Regions from separate parts of the Homo sapiens genome. Here regions 1 and 3 are each linked to region 2. A link is a contact called in ENCODE Hi-C or POLR2A ChIA-PET data. All regions are on one chromosome and are shown on one strand. The core of a region is the stretch at or near the end of the contact, and the rest is flanking DNA. Distances in the headings are between cores, read along the strand shown.

The links. A loop is a pair of places that touch in the nucleus more often than their neighbours do. ChIA-PET counts read pairs that join two places held with the same protein, here RNA polymerase II (POLR2A). Pooled maps may share reads with other maps.
Region 1: a pooled map shows a loop between it and region 2 (9-fold over the local background). The contact joins the promoter of SDF2 here to the promoter of POLDIP2 in region 2. A Hi-C loop is called at or near these places in 1 of 37 single-sample maps with no recorded cell type and 13 of 50 pooled maps. POLR2A ChIA-PET finds 5 or more read pairs at or near these places in 3 of 52 experiments (HEK293, activated naive CD4-positive, alpha-beta T cell and naive thymus-derived CD8-positive, alpha-beta T cell).
Region 3: a loop to region 2 is called in a pooled map, with 5 times the contacts of the local background. The contact joins the promoter of RSKR here to the promoter of POLDIP2 in region 2. A Hi-C loop is called at or near these places in 2 of 50 pooled maps. POLR2A ChIA-PET finds 5 or more read pairs at or near these places in 4 of 52 experiments (HEK293T, HepG2, activated B cell and 1 more).

Annotation. Positions count from the first base shown.
Region 1 is chr17:28,659,256-28,663,837 of GRCh38, forward strand. SDF2 (stromal cell derived factor 2) reads right to left here and starts at 2,651. Exons shown (of 3, transcript NM_006923.4): 1 at 2,471-2,651. The coding sequence starts at 2,621. It overlaps SUPT6H (SPT6 homolog, histone chaperone and transcription elongation factor), which reads left to right and starts at 2,950. Exons shown (of 37, transcript NM_003170.5): 1 at 2,950-3,087. RefSeq lists enhancers at 2,338-3,537, 2,899-2,968, 3,066-3,740.
Region 2 is chr17:28,354,093-28,358,776 of GRCh38, forward strand. POLDIP2 (DNA polymerase delta interacting protein 2) reads right to left here and starts at 3,435. Exons shown (of 11, transcript NM_015584.5): 1 at 3,196-3,435; 2 at 1,703-1,784; 3 at 396-493. The coding sequence starts at 3,356. It overlaps VMA12 (vacuolar ATPase assembly factor VMA12), which reads left to right and starts at 3,555. Exons shown (of 6, transcript NM_152464.3): 1 at 3,555-3,789. The coding sequence starts at 3,579. RefSeq lists enhancers at 2,835-3,600, 3,713-3,812 and a silencer at 3,133-3,522.
Region 3 is chr17:28,612,190-28,616,552 of GRCh38, forward strand. It overlaps RSKR (ribosomal protein S6 kinase related), which reads right to left and starts at 1,996. Exons shown (of 12, transcript NM_001174103.2): 1 at 1,898-1,996; 2 at 1,251-1,499; 3 at 1,073-1,156; 4 at 889-957; 5 at 429-498; 6 at 73-177. The coding sequence starts at 1,972. It overlaps BLTP2 (bridge-like lipid transfer protein family member 2), which reads right to left. Exons shown (of 39, transcript NM_014680.5): 36 at 4,190-4,320; 37 at 3,907-4,008; 38 at 3,475-3,609; 39 at 2,257-3,057. The coding sequence ends at 2,875. It overlaps SPAG5-AS1 (SPAG5 antisense RNA 1), which reads left to right. Exons shown (of 3, transcript NR_040012.1): 3 at 4,096-4,363. RefSeq lists an enhancer at 1-360.

The sequences.
Region 1 (4,582 bases), core at 1,401-3,900, 300 kb after region 2:
TGGGCAGAGGCGCTCCCCACTTCCCAGACGGGGCAGCCGGGCAGAGGCGCTCCCCACTTCCCAGACAGGGCGGCCGGGCAGAGGCGCTCCCCACTTCCCAGACGGGGCAGCCGGGCAGAGGCGCTCCCCACTTCCCAGATGGGGTGGCGGCCGGGCAGAGGCGCTCCTCACATCCCAGACAGGGCGGCCAGGTGCTCCCCACTTCCCAGATGGGGTGGCCGGGCAGAGGTGCTCCTCACCTCCCAGATAATGGGCAGCCCACTTCCCAGATGGGGTGGCAGCCGGGCAAAGGCACTCCTCACATCCCAGATGGCGCGGCCGGGCAGAGGCGCTCCTCACTTCCCAGACGGGGCGGCCAGGCAGAGGCGCTCCTCACTTCCTAGACAGGGCGGCCAGGCAGAGACGCTCCTCACATCCCAGACAGGGTGATGGCCGGGCAGAGGTGCTCCTCACTTCCCAGACGGGGTGGCGGCCGGGCAGAGGCCCTCCTCATATCCCAGACGGGGCGGCCAGGCAGAGGCGCTCCTCACATCCCAGACGATGGGCGGCCAGGCAGAGACGCTCCTCACTTCCTAGACGGGGTGGCGGCCGGGCAGAGGCTGTACTCTTAGCACTTTGGGAGGCCAAGGCAGGCGGCTGGGAGGTGGAAGTTGTAGTGAGCCAAGATCACACCACTGCACTCCAGCCTGGGCAACACTGAGCACTGAGTGAGCAAGACTCCATCTGCAATCCCAGCACCTCGGGAGGCTGAGGCAGGCAGATCACTCGAGGTCAGGAGCTGGAGACCAGCCCAGCCAACACGGCGAAACCCCGTCTCCACCAAAAATACGAAAACCAGTCAGGCATGGCGGCGTGTGCCTGCAATCCCAGGCACTCGGCAGGCCGTGGCAGGAGAATCACGGGAGCCCCAGGCAGGGAGGTTGCAGCGAGCCGAGATCACGGCAGTACAGTCCAGCCTCGGCAACAGAGGGAGACCGTGGAAAGAGAGAAGAGACAAGAGAGGGAGACGGAGAGGGCTACCTGTAGTTCTTAAACAATTGTTGAGGGTCAGGACAAAAGCATTTGTATTTTTAACAAGTTTCTCCAGTTATTCAAATTAATCCCAGATAGAGAATCACAGTTCATTCTGGGCAATTTCATCTACAACCCTGACATCTTCAACCACAGTCTGTACAAGATGTTATATTTAATGTTGTATCTCAGGCTCAGCACAGATCCCTTTTCTGAGCTCCGGACTGAACCTGGTTCCCAAATCTGGCTGTCCATCAGAACCACCTGAAGAGCTTTTTAAACCTACAGATTGCTACTGCCAAGCCTCTGTCCACCTCCACTCTAATTCAGTAGATCCAAAGTAGGAAACCAAAACAAAGTAAAAAATAAGCCTGACAACATGGTAGGTGTTCACTGAATGGGTGCTAGAATTATTAAGACATCGCAGTGATGATAACTCATGTCCTTGCCTAGTCTGACTGATCAGATGGGTTTTGGGAATCATGAACCAGACTAGCCCACCTGACAGAACTCTTTCCTCCCTCAGCAAACAGCATCATCAGTCATTCAAGACAAAAATCTACCAGCTATCTTAGATGCCTCTCACATCTCACTAGCTGACCTTCATTCTTTTTTTTTAACTTTATCTTTTTTTTTCAGGCAGATAAGACTTTCTTTTTTTAGTCTGTTTTTATTATATTGTAATTTTCTTGACTGATTATCACCACCGAATCTCCTGTATGTAGTACAATTCTAGCCATGTAGTAGGAACTCATTAAGACCTATGCTGAATGAATCCACAAATAATTTATTACTAAACATTTTAATTTCAAACGCTAAAAAAAAAAAAAAAAAAAAGCAGTTTTCTCTGCAATTCCTGTCACTGCTCCAAGTTTCTTACAAGAAGGAGGTTAAGGTTTGGGTAGAAGGGGGCCAAAGATGGAAACTGAGGAGCAAGTGTAAGATGCAGAAGAGCTGGAAGACAAAGGGTTGTAGTCAACGAGTGAGCTCTTGGAGTTTAAAGTTTCACAGACAGTACTTACTGTAACTTTAAAATTTCAGACACAGCACTTACTGTAATTTTCTTGTCTCTAAAGCAGGCTTTGAACCTGGATAGATTTGGATAGAACCCCGACTTTGTCATTTGCTAACTGCAAGGCTTTGAATAAACGATTTAATTTCTCTGCGTCTGTTTCCTCATCTGTGAAATGAGGATAACAATACTGTCCACCTTACAACAATGTTAATAATCGGAAAAAGGACATAGGTAACGTGCCTGGCCTGTAGCTCACCAAATATTAGGTGGTGTTGCGATTAAGATGCCTTAGAACAATTCAGTTCTCCGACTCTCTAGACCTGAGGAACCTTCCCAGGGAACCCCTAACTTTCCCAGACCACACTGTCAGATATTCTATAGGCCCCGCCCCTCCAGAGCCTCCGAGTCCTCCCTAGCCCACCCGAGCCCGGTCCCCAGCATTACCTGACCCATAGCGCACGTCGTGTGAGTGCAGTCGGACGTTGTGGCGCGTATTGAGTAGCTTCACCACGGAGCCGCAAGTAACGACACCCAGGCTGGACGCTCCCACAGCGCTCCACAAACCCCCCAACAACAGCAGAGGTACTACAGCCATCCTAACTGTATCGCGGAGCCCCAAATCTTCGAAGAAAACTCGGCCCCTCCCCGGAACCGGAAGCTAATGGCGAAACCACGGAGAGAAGGAAGTGAAGAAGCCCGAGTCTGATCTTTATGGTTTATTTGACTAGAGCGGCCTGAGAAACCGGCTGAGCCTGGTTACTTACGATACTCTCGCTCTGTTCCAGGGGCTCAGTGACAGCTGCCTTCCTGAGCCGCTTCGGTTACCTTTCGCACCCACGAGACGAAAGCTTCCGAGAGCGGGAGAGAGAACAAGAAATGGCCCGCCCACTCCCGGTGACAGGGAGCCGGAAATGACGTAGCACGTTGACGCAGCAGCGGCGGCGGTGGCGGCGGAGGGGCCGTGCGGTGGGTCCGTACTATCTTTTCCCAGTCTCGGTTCGACGACTCCATTTTCCTCGGTGGGGGCTTAGCGCACTGGAGGAGCGGCGGGCTTCAGACAGGTAAAGTTCCGACTGGAGAGCGTGTTTCTCGCAGGAGTCAGGTGGGGAACCGGGCTCCTAGGGCCTGGTCACGTAAGGGAAGAGGCAGTGGGGAGCCGTATGCGGGAAGAAGGGGGAGCCTGGCCTTCCCTGCTCTATGGGGGGAAGGGGGAGGAAAGCGCTGTAGTTGCTCAGAGTCCGAAAGCTTTTCCCAGCCCAGTGACACCCGGAACCCGTGAATCGGGTGGCACGTTGAATCAACAGGCTTCCTGGCATCCCGTCCTTCTCTCCGCAGGTTTTTAAAACTGGGCCACGCAAAAGGATTGGGGATGGAAGGGACCTGGGGCTTCTGAGCCAGGATCAGGTGATCGAGTTGTTTGTTCTGGGGATATGAATCCTGTGGAGCTTTCAGCAGCTCGGCCATCAGGCTAGAGGGCGATGCCAAATTCCAGCTCTTTACATATTGCTGAATAATACAAATAGAACTTTTTGTAGATGGTTGCATCCTTCATCCCTTTCTAAAGATCGAAGGTCTTGTAGAAGTCCTAAAGCCCGTCCATTCTCTATAGATTCATTTCCTCAAACGTTTGCCAGAGGCCTATCATGAACATCAAAATTAGTTATTAAGTCAAAACTCCATCTTCTAGTTTCTACCTTTCTCCTCAGGCACTCCTTTGAACCAGCTGGAGAAGTTAATTTTCCTGGGTTGTTGCAAGAACTGATACTTATTTCAGAGGGCTAAGATCTCTGAAAATACTTCCGTGGAAATTCACTGTAATATCAAAAGTAACAAGGGTGTATGAAGCTACATCATTAATGAGCATTAGGGAGTGTAAACAATATTGAATTTGATTAATTTCTTCGGAAAAATGTCTGGTTCCACTGTTTATCTGGAAGTTACCAGTTTGTAAGTCTTCAGTGTTTTGATTACAGAAACATAACTGCTCTTCCATCAGCTGTGAATTTAGAGCCCTTTTTTACGAGTAATGTCCCTTTCACCAGTACAAGTACATTTTTATTCACTTGGCTTGTGTGGCTGCTAGATTGGATTAGCATAGCCTTGCAACTCTAGGAGGTTTTAACTTCATCAGGAGATTAATTACATCAGAAAGTGGTACCGTCTGGAGAGGCTTAGTCAAATTTTACAGTTCTTCCTCTGAAAGCCTACCTAGTGTGGTGGAAACATGATCTTTGTAGGCAAATACGTTTGCCCTGATTCTATATTCTTGACCTTAATAAATGGCACTACCATCAGTCCTGCCTGTAATCCTTGTCTTCCTTCCTGTCCACTATTTCCCAATAAAATCAGTCACCAAATCCTGTCTCTCCCTGAAACTGTTCCCATCAGCATACAAATTATGTTCTGGTATCCTTCACATCCCTCTCCAATTACCATGCCAATTTTTTAAATTTCCATTCATAGATTTCTACCTGTACCAACTCAGCTTTCTCAACTTTCATTCACTCTTCATTTTATACCAATCTGGCTTCTCTTCTGCCCACTCCATTTTTTTTT
Region 2 (4,684 bases), core at 2,185-4,684:
TCTTCTTATATCCCAGGGACTGTCTGTGATCACTTAATGGGGCTGAACCTTTTCTGTTTTAATGTATTCTAGGGATGATGTGAGATTGAGGGAAAGACTCCAGCTGAACATCAAGAAATCAAGAAGACTTGTCCCCCAAATGCCCTCTGGGATACTCATAATGAAAATTAGGAATGGCTTAGGAAAGCATTCTGAGGAGGCCTAAAGGGACTCTCTGACTTAGACTATCCCTGGCACTCAGCACTTTTGTCTCCATGGGTCTTAGTCCCAGAGAAGTACTCTGGGGATGTTTCCAAGGCCTAGGAGGACGCTGTCTTCACCCCTAGTACCCCAATTACATATGTCTGCCATCTCCTCCTGAGGATACTGTGAGGCACAACCACAGGGAAACTTACTTTTCTGGAGCTGCAGAAGCCACATCCCGGTCATACAGTCTGGCCTGCCAGGGAAACAGGACGACACCTCGGTAGCCAAAAATGCTATGAAGGAAAAGCTGGAAGGAAAGAGGGGCCTCAGTGAGTCTGCAGTCCAGCAAATCCATCCAGGTGGGCCCCAGACCACAAAGCAACACAGGTGGAGGCAACTCCAGCACAAGGTCTTGCTACCTCTTCCCTTGAAGTCTGTGATCAACCAGACCAATGCTGGAACACTCTTATTTCTTCTTTACCTGGCTGACTCTACTCATCCTTTAGGTAAAAGCTTAGGCCTCCAGGAAGCCTTCCCTGACCTCCCTTCCACTTAGCACAATGTACAGCTATTGGCCATTTGCAAATCGTTCTTTTCTAGACTAGAAACTCCACAATAGCAGGAATCATGTCTACTTTGCTTTCTGATTTAACCCTAATGCACAATGCCTAGTCCATTGTAGGCACACAGAAAAATAAAATGTTGAACAAACAAAAAGTCTTCCTTACCTACAATATCCTAGAAGGGCCTAAATCTATCCCAGTGGACCCAGAACAAAGCTGATATAGAAAAAGAACCACACATCCAGAGTTTACCACACTGAAGTCAATTTTATTACGGCAAAGCATCAAAGGTATACTTTTCTGAAAGCTCCCTCCACGGCTTCCCACCATCCACTATGTTAGAGAAATCTTCAGCAACTTGGCTAAACCTCACTATAGTCCACACCATCCCTGTCCACATTAACTTGGAAAGAGAACCCACTGACACATTAAGTGCATTCAAATCCAGGAGAACAGAAACCCTATCTATAAAAATTTGATTCTGGGCTGGGTGCGGTGGCTCACGCCAGTAATCCCAGGACTTTGGGAGGCCAAGGCAGGTGGATCACCTGAGGTCGGGAGCTCGAGACCAGCCTGACCAACATGGAGAAACCGCATCTCCACTAAAAGTACAAAATTAGCCAAGTGTGGTGGCGCATGCTTGTAATCCCAGCTACTAGGGAGGCTGAGGTAGGAGAACTGCTTAAACCCAGGAGGTGGAGCTTGCAGTGAGCCGAGACCATGCCATTGCACTCCAGCCTGGGCAACAAGACTGAAACTCCGTCTCACAAAAAATAAATAAATAAAATAAATAAATAAAATAAAAAATGAATACAAATTTGATTCTGGAATGGCACCAAACATCAAGGTGGAATGAATGGAACACCATACCATGCAGGCCTGTGACCTAATCTGACTTTTTTCAGAAGCAGAGCACTCTATGAAAATGAAAGATGACCCAGCCCAATACTCACCTGCCCGGTCTCATATTTTCCATTCTGTTTTGGCACCTCAAACACACCAACTGTCTCCAACACTTTGCCCTCTGGTCGGTTTCTGAGTAGGAAGGAAAAGAACAAGCAACAGAAAAGCTGAGAAGGTAATGGTAGTTATCCATAAGAAAAAGCTCCTAGGATACTGAGGGGCCAGGGCGATGACAGCAGAGAAGGGTTTGGGGTAGTGGGACCAGCTGGAGCAGGAAAGGCTTTCCTCCTCCTTGGTGAAAACCTCCACAGTCTCCCAGTGTTAGATGTGACCGCTCCCATACTACTGTCTTCTCTCTTCACTGGGCATTCTTCATATCATGCCCTCACACTCTGCTCAAATGTACCCCTGCCCTTGTTTCTTCCCTAACCCACCCTCCTGACCTCCCACAGCACTTTAACTGTCTTGCTCACTTTTTCAATTTTTTTAGAAGGGGAGTATCTTTTTTTCTTCTTTTCTTACATTTTCTATATCACAAGTCATCAAACAATATCCTGCTCCCTTTACATTTCAGTTGTGTCCATGTCTTATCTTTATTAAATACTGTAAATTCCCTGGGAGCAATGCCTGAGTCTGATTAGCTGGTACTGCCCCCTCAGAGCCTAGTGTACAAGAGGTGCTCAAAAAATATTTGTCCTGTATTATAATTCCATGTCCATCTCCCCCTCTAACCTGTAGCCCTTACATTGCCCTTGAAAAGCTTAAACATCTCTAGATTTCCTACGGCACATCGCTCTCTCAATACCGTTTTTGTTCATATTCTCACAGGGGTCTTAAATTGCAAATAGCTATCATCTCTCCCCAATGTTCAGTGTCTAATATCAGCCACTAAAATGTCAGTCACCACTCTGAACAGGGCTGCTCTTTCTAGGGGCCCTTCAAATAAAGGCTGTTTTTACTGTTTTGAAGATGTGAACTTTATGCTTCCTCCCACTGATCCACCAGCCCATTTGATCCGCCTGTCCCATCCGTGGAAACAGTTTCCACACCATCCCCATGGCCTCAAACCCCCTTCCCCAAGTCACAGATAGAAAATCGATCTCCCCAAAGTCACTTGGAAACCTGGGGCCTACGAGGGTCCACACCCAAGAGTCTCGTTTCCCACCTCTAGCATCTTTCTGAGGCAGACCTTCACCAAATCCAAAGGCTGAGGGTTCAAGCCAATGCCCTAGGGCTGAATTAAAAAGCTTCCCTCTGACATCGGTGCTGGGGACCCCAGCCGGGGAAGTAGGATTCACTTGGGGAGGGTAACCTGTTCCCCCCCAGGGCCAGCCCTGTACAACCAGGGCTCTGGGCCGCGCTGGCTTCCCTGCTCCTGGCACATGTCCCAGACAGCGCAGGTCGGCTCCCTGCTCGGGACCCTCTCCCGGGTCAAACTCCAGTCACCCTCAGCAGGCCCGGGCCCCTGGCCTCCGCACTGGCTAGGAACACGCTCTCTGGGCTCCAGGCCCAGTTCCTCGCGCCCCCTGGCTCCGTCCCTCACCGGGACGAGAGGTGCCTCCGCGTCGTCGTGGTCGACGCTGGCGAGAAGGCTCCAGCTCCGGCCGCCGCACAGAGCGGCCTTGGCCACCGGGCCCCAGTCAGCGACCGGGACCACCAGCGGCTGCCCACGGCCAGGGCCCGCCGGGCTGTACAGGCTGCCATGTCCCGCCCGAGCGCCCGCCCGGCTGCTGACACAGAGCCCGACCCGCGGCCGGGCGGCGTTCCGCCCCAGTCCCACACTGCCCCGCGCGGCGTCCCGGCCCTCTTGGCCCGCCTGGTCCCACCCCGGAGCTCAGAGCAACTTCCGGTGCGCTTAGCGTTACTTCCGGCGCGCGGCGGGCGGAAGTCCGGGTTGGGGTCACCTGACCGGAGAGCCGGCTAGATATGGCGTCCTCTTTGCTTGCGGGCGAGCGATTGGTGCGTGCTTTGGGCCCCGGCGGGGAGCTGGAGCCAGAGCGGCTACCCCGAAAGCTGCGGGCCGAGCTTGAGGCCGCGCTGGGGAAGAAGCACAAGGGCGGTGATAGCTCCAGTGGCCCCCAACGCTTGGTTTCTTTCCGTCTCATCCGGGATCTGCACCAGCATCTGAGAGAAAGGGGTGAGCCCCAGTCTCCAGTCCGGGGTCCCCTCCTTGTGTCCAGATCGATTCCCTCCTGAGGTCTTTTCCCATCATTCCCCTTCTTCTACGGAGCACTCATCTAGACAAGTCAAGAGTCACTCCATAAATCCCAGGGCCACCCACTTTCTTAACTCCCATGGGAATTTCTCGTGGATGACAAATTTGCTTGTGCAGTTTCTGCTCTTTTGAGAGCCCCCTCTTCACTTCCAGGCACACCTAGGCCCAATTCACCCTTGAGAAAGTCTAGGTTTTTACCAAATACAAATATCACAGGTTTTGTCTCTTCTTTTTCTCCACTTTAGGAATCAGCTTAGCATAGTGAGCTTGTAGGAATCCGGATTTCTTTCCACCTCAAAAGCAAGAGTGGTGAAATCTGATACTTTGTTTTGTTTGTTTGTTTTTTTAATATAGGATGGCAAAAGCTGTGTTGAAAGATCTGGCCTGAGAGTAGCATGTGAGTTCCAGTCCTAGCTCTGTCACTAATCCTTTGAAGGAGTCATTTCTCCTCGCTGGGCCTCAGTTCCCTTATGTGTAAAGGGAAGGAACAGGACAAACTAGCACATAAGGTATTTTGCCAGAAGTAACATAGACCAGCCAGAAGTGCAAAGGGTAGACTGCTCAATTATTAGAACTAGAAAGGACCTTAGAAAGAGATTGCCTAGTATTAGTGTCCTCTGAGCATTTAGCATCACTATGACCTAAACTTATTTAGGGAAGAGCTGTTGTGGCCACAGAACTGATCTAACCCAAAGGCACAAGTAAATGGCTTACTTGTTAGTTATAACACTGGCAGGATAATTGAGAGCTGACAGCTAAAGTCACCTGCGCAGCACTGGGAGATACCTACATGGAATTATCCAAAATTCTTTTCAAT
Region 3 (4,363 bases), core at 746-3,245, 260 kb after region 2:
ATTAATTTTTTACTCTCCTTCTTCCGAACTTAAATCTTCCCTCCCCATTTCCTTTACCACTGTTTCACTTACACAGTACCAGCACCAACTCGGCAGCAAAGAGACGGATGGAAGCCTCAGGAAAGCAGCCAACAGCCGACCAAAGGGAGTACAGATCTGTGCTGCAGTAGCTACACACTGCAAAGCCAGTGTGGAGCTACATACATTGCCAGAAGTCTAGGCAATGTTTGGGAGCTGCAATGCCTGGGCTCAAGGCATTGTAGGCCTCCTGCCCAAACTGATACCACCTGCTGTTCCCCTCCCTTTGGGACAGAGAGGTGCCATGAGAAGGGGGACAGAGCAAAGGCAGAACAAGCCAAAGAGGTAATCTCAGGTGGGGAACATGGTACAAAGACCCTGGGGGATGAGGAGAGAGTCCAGTCACTCACTAATGAAAAGGTGCCGTTTTCCCTGCCAGCTGTCCCCCAAGCTGTGTACAAAGGGATGGTTGATCTGTCGCTAGGAACAAAGAAAACAGGAAGTTAGGGAGGAACAGGGTCATTGAGAATAAAGGCAGCTGAGAAATCAGGTTTTACCCAGATGTGCAGAGGGGGAACTGCTGCCTCACCTCTCAGTTCAGAGGAACTCAATATTTGGAACTGACTATCTGGTAATCCTAGAACCAGCAAATACTAAGGAATACACTGGGACATGCTTCAGAGATTTCCCTAGTAGGACATGGGAAAACTGTGTTGAGAGCTGATACTTTTCCCAGGATCTACTTTAGTGTTAAACTAGGCTGAAGCAGATGGATGAGGCAGAACCAGGAAAAGAAGGTGGGCAAGAAAGGTACTTTCCCTACCTGTGGCCTAGCTCTTCCCACAATCCTTTCCAGGACTCTGTGCATACCTGGATGCTAACCTCCTCTTTGCACTGCCTCACGGTATCCCTCTGTAGGACCTTTACCTTGGGCACCACCTATAAAAGGAGAGTAGTGATGACTCATAGATAGTGCTATTGAATTGTTTATTCCTCCCAACCTCTCTGGAATCAAGATTGGAAACAGAGACTAATGTGGTATCTACGCCCCTACCTTCACTGCAAATACAGCTTTCTGGGTGCAATCTAGCACCTTGAGGACAGTTCCAAAGGAGCCTTTAGCCACGAGGCCTAAAATCTGTACAGAGGAATGGAGAACAGGCCAGTTGAGACTGGTCATTTTTAACTTCTCCCAAAGACTGAGACCCCACTCAGGGATTCCACTGACTTACCTTCAGCTGCTGCTGCCCCCTAATGGGCCTAATGGGAAACTCTGGTAGAAAGAGGTTGATGAACTGAGGCACTGGCCACTCTGGCAGAGGCTTCTCTACCAGTACTGGGGCTGGCTTTAGGGATTCCTGGTGCAGATAGTGGTGCCCCCGTAGTTCCCAGAGTTCTTCCAGATCTGACCTGATGGTTCCCAAACCTGTCCAGAGGCTCTTCCAGCCTCGGGCCCAGGGACCCCGGATGTTGCCACCCTGCTGAGAACCAAGGGAGCCACTCTAAACTTTCTGCTCCTGAGGCATAGCAGGTTCCACCCATCTTACTAGGCACTCCCTCCCCTTAAGTCTCAACCCCTAGAGGTACATTTTTGAGCATGAGGCAAAATTCCCATTACCCTTGCTTTGTGCTAAGCCCCAGATTTCCTGGGCACAATTCAAATCCTCTAGGAAAATAATTGTTGGACATTTTCACCATGACGCATTAAGAGTACAGCCTGCACCTCAGTATTGGGCTGTGATGCTTTCATAGTACAGCCTCCCTGCCCCACCCCCACATTGGGTAATCACTTCCATGCTCCTAACCAGGAACTTCCCAGGACTCAAGCCCATGTCTCCCTCTCCTCCCCTCAGTAGGCTGCCAGAGCCCCACAGCCTACCTTGTGAGGGACAGCCACCCGGGTGTGTTCCCCCTGCTGGGTGTGCTGCCCCTGCCGACAGCTTACTGCTCCCATTCCCAGCCTCTGCCTCCTCTCTCTGCTAAATCTGCTGTCCCAGTTATATAAGCAATTCCTCTCCCTGATGCTGCGTGACACGAGCCCCGCCTCTTCCAGTCTGCAGAAACCCATCAGCATGGGGCCAGAGTCACACTAGGACTAGAAATTTCTGTGATACAGCTTCAGGGCAGAGGAAGGAAGGGGCCACCCTCAGAGTGGCAGCTGCAGGATGTTCTGGGTTGATGAGGGAGGAATACACAGATTGAATGCATGCACTCAACACACACACACAAAAATGAGCATCAAATTTAAAATATCTTTTTTTTTCTCTTTAAATCATTTTGCCATTCTCCAGGGTATATCCTACGGGGAAGGGTAGGGGACCCATGGCCAGCCCTGGCTCCTACTGCCATCCTCCCAAGTGAACTTAGCACAGAGACTGGGGAGGGGTTGACCCCCACTCCAGAACACCAATACCTCTTTCAAACATGACAGTGGAGTGAGGATCAGAGGATCAGCCCCCTCCCGTTTCCTGGCACAGAGGAAGGACAGTTACACTTAGAAATATATATATAATATATATATATTTATATATGTCTATAAAAATTTATCACACTTGATCAGGACTATCCCCCTACCCTTTCACTTGACCCCAAGGGAATAGGGTCCTGCCCTGGGCCCATTCCCTGGGTCTTGCTCTCTTGTTGCCTCTCTGGCCCTGAGCCTGATCAGTGTGAGACAGAACTCAGCATTACTGTCCACCATGCCCTGCAGCGAACAGACCAGGTGCTGAAGAGTGATGCCTATGGGCTCTGACACCCACAAATCCTCGTGGATAACGGGAAGCCCCTCCCACCCCACAAGTCCCTGGAGCCTGAGCCAGAGTCAGATCCTGTACTGCAGCCACTCGAATCGCCAAATCATTTGCGCCTGCCAAAGATGGACTTCTTGCCAGGGTTCTTGTCGCCCACACTTAAACCAATGAGGAGCCGGGCTTTCTCCTCCTCTTCCTGCTGTTGCATGTTCAGGTCCGATTTAGTTTCTAGCTTTCCCCGGACCTCAGAGCCTGTTGCAGACTTCAGCCTTAGCTTCTCTTTGATTACCTGGCAGATTGGAGAGGAGTAAAAGAAAATGTAAATATTAGTGGGCAGGCAGAATAAATCAAAATGAACCAAGACAATAAAGATTTATTAAACACATCCAAGGCACAATGGGGCAATTCACATACAATGGTCTCTGCTTTCAAGAAGCTTACAGTCTAATTATAACCCCTTCTAAACTTTAGGTTGTGTTAGCTCTCAGTTCCCTAAAATCAATGGTGCTATACGAAACACTCAGTAAACACTGAATTTAATAATCTGAGTGAGGTCATGGAGAGGGTAGGCATAGAAGCCACTCACTTCATGCACCTGCCCCTTCCCAAGGATATTTATTCATGGATTCTAAAATGAAAGGCTCCTGAAAAGAGGATCTGCCTGCCAGCCCCATTAGCCAAACAGCCATGAGCCCTGGCGGGATACCTGGGCAACCAGGGCTTTGCGGCTGTCCCTTTTGACAGCCATGGCAAAGTCTAGCCATGTCCATGTGTTGTTGTGGTACTCCAGACAGGGCAGCACCAGGTTAAGGTCACCCCAGTCCACACTGTTCTTCTCACCCTGTAAGAGGAGGGGGAGGGGAAAGAAAAAAAGAGGGGTGGGGAATACATCAGCTGCCATTTTGAGTCCCAGCCAGCCACTTGAGTGCCAAGTCCTACAATAGTAACCTACAGATACTGATTTCCCCTTACCTCAGCCTCGTAATGATGCTGACTCTTGAGGGGAGCAGAGGGAACAGCAGATTTATCACCCACAGCTCAGCATCACAAACAACCTAGCTGTCTCCCTGTATAGAATCTCTGATCTTATCTGGTTCCCTTCCCACCCTGTTCTACAAAGTGCTTGAGAGGTGCAGACCTTGTAGCTGACACACAGTGGAACCTGTGGAATCTTTATGTAGATGAAGGAGTTGTTCATGGCAGCTCGCTCTTTCATCTTGTCAATGTCATCCACAGGGTGCTAAGAAAGGCAGGCAAGGAGTGTGAGCCCTGAATCCATCAGAAGAAACTCAGGACCCCAAACATCTCCCTCTTCTTTTATCCCTAGAATGGACTTAGAGGAAACCGAAGAAATCCCAAGCCACACCAAACAGGACCTCAAGACTCTCCCATTTTTCTATCATCAGGGGCATGTTTGGTACCTCTGGCGATTTGCGAAATGACCTTCTGACCCCAGAACTCCGAGTCAAACCCTGTGCCACACCCTTCCCAGGGCCCAGTGGTACTGCATCATCTGTTGCAATCAGCTGCCGAGGCTTCACCACTGGTATTCCTATGAAAAAGCAAGTGTACCAGCTGTCATCCATCCTCGTTCT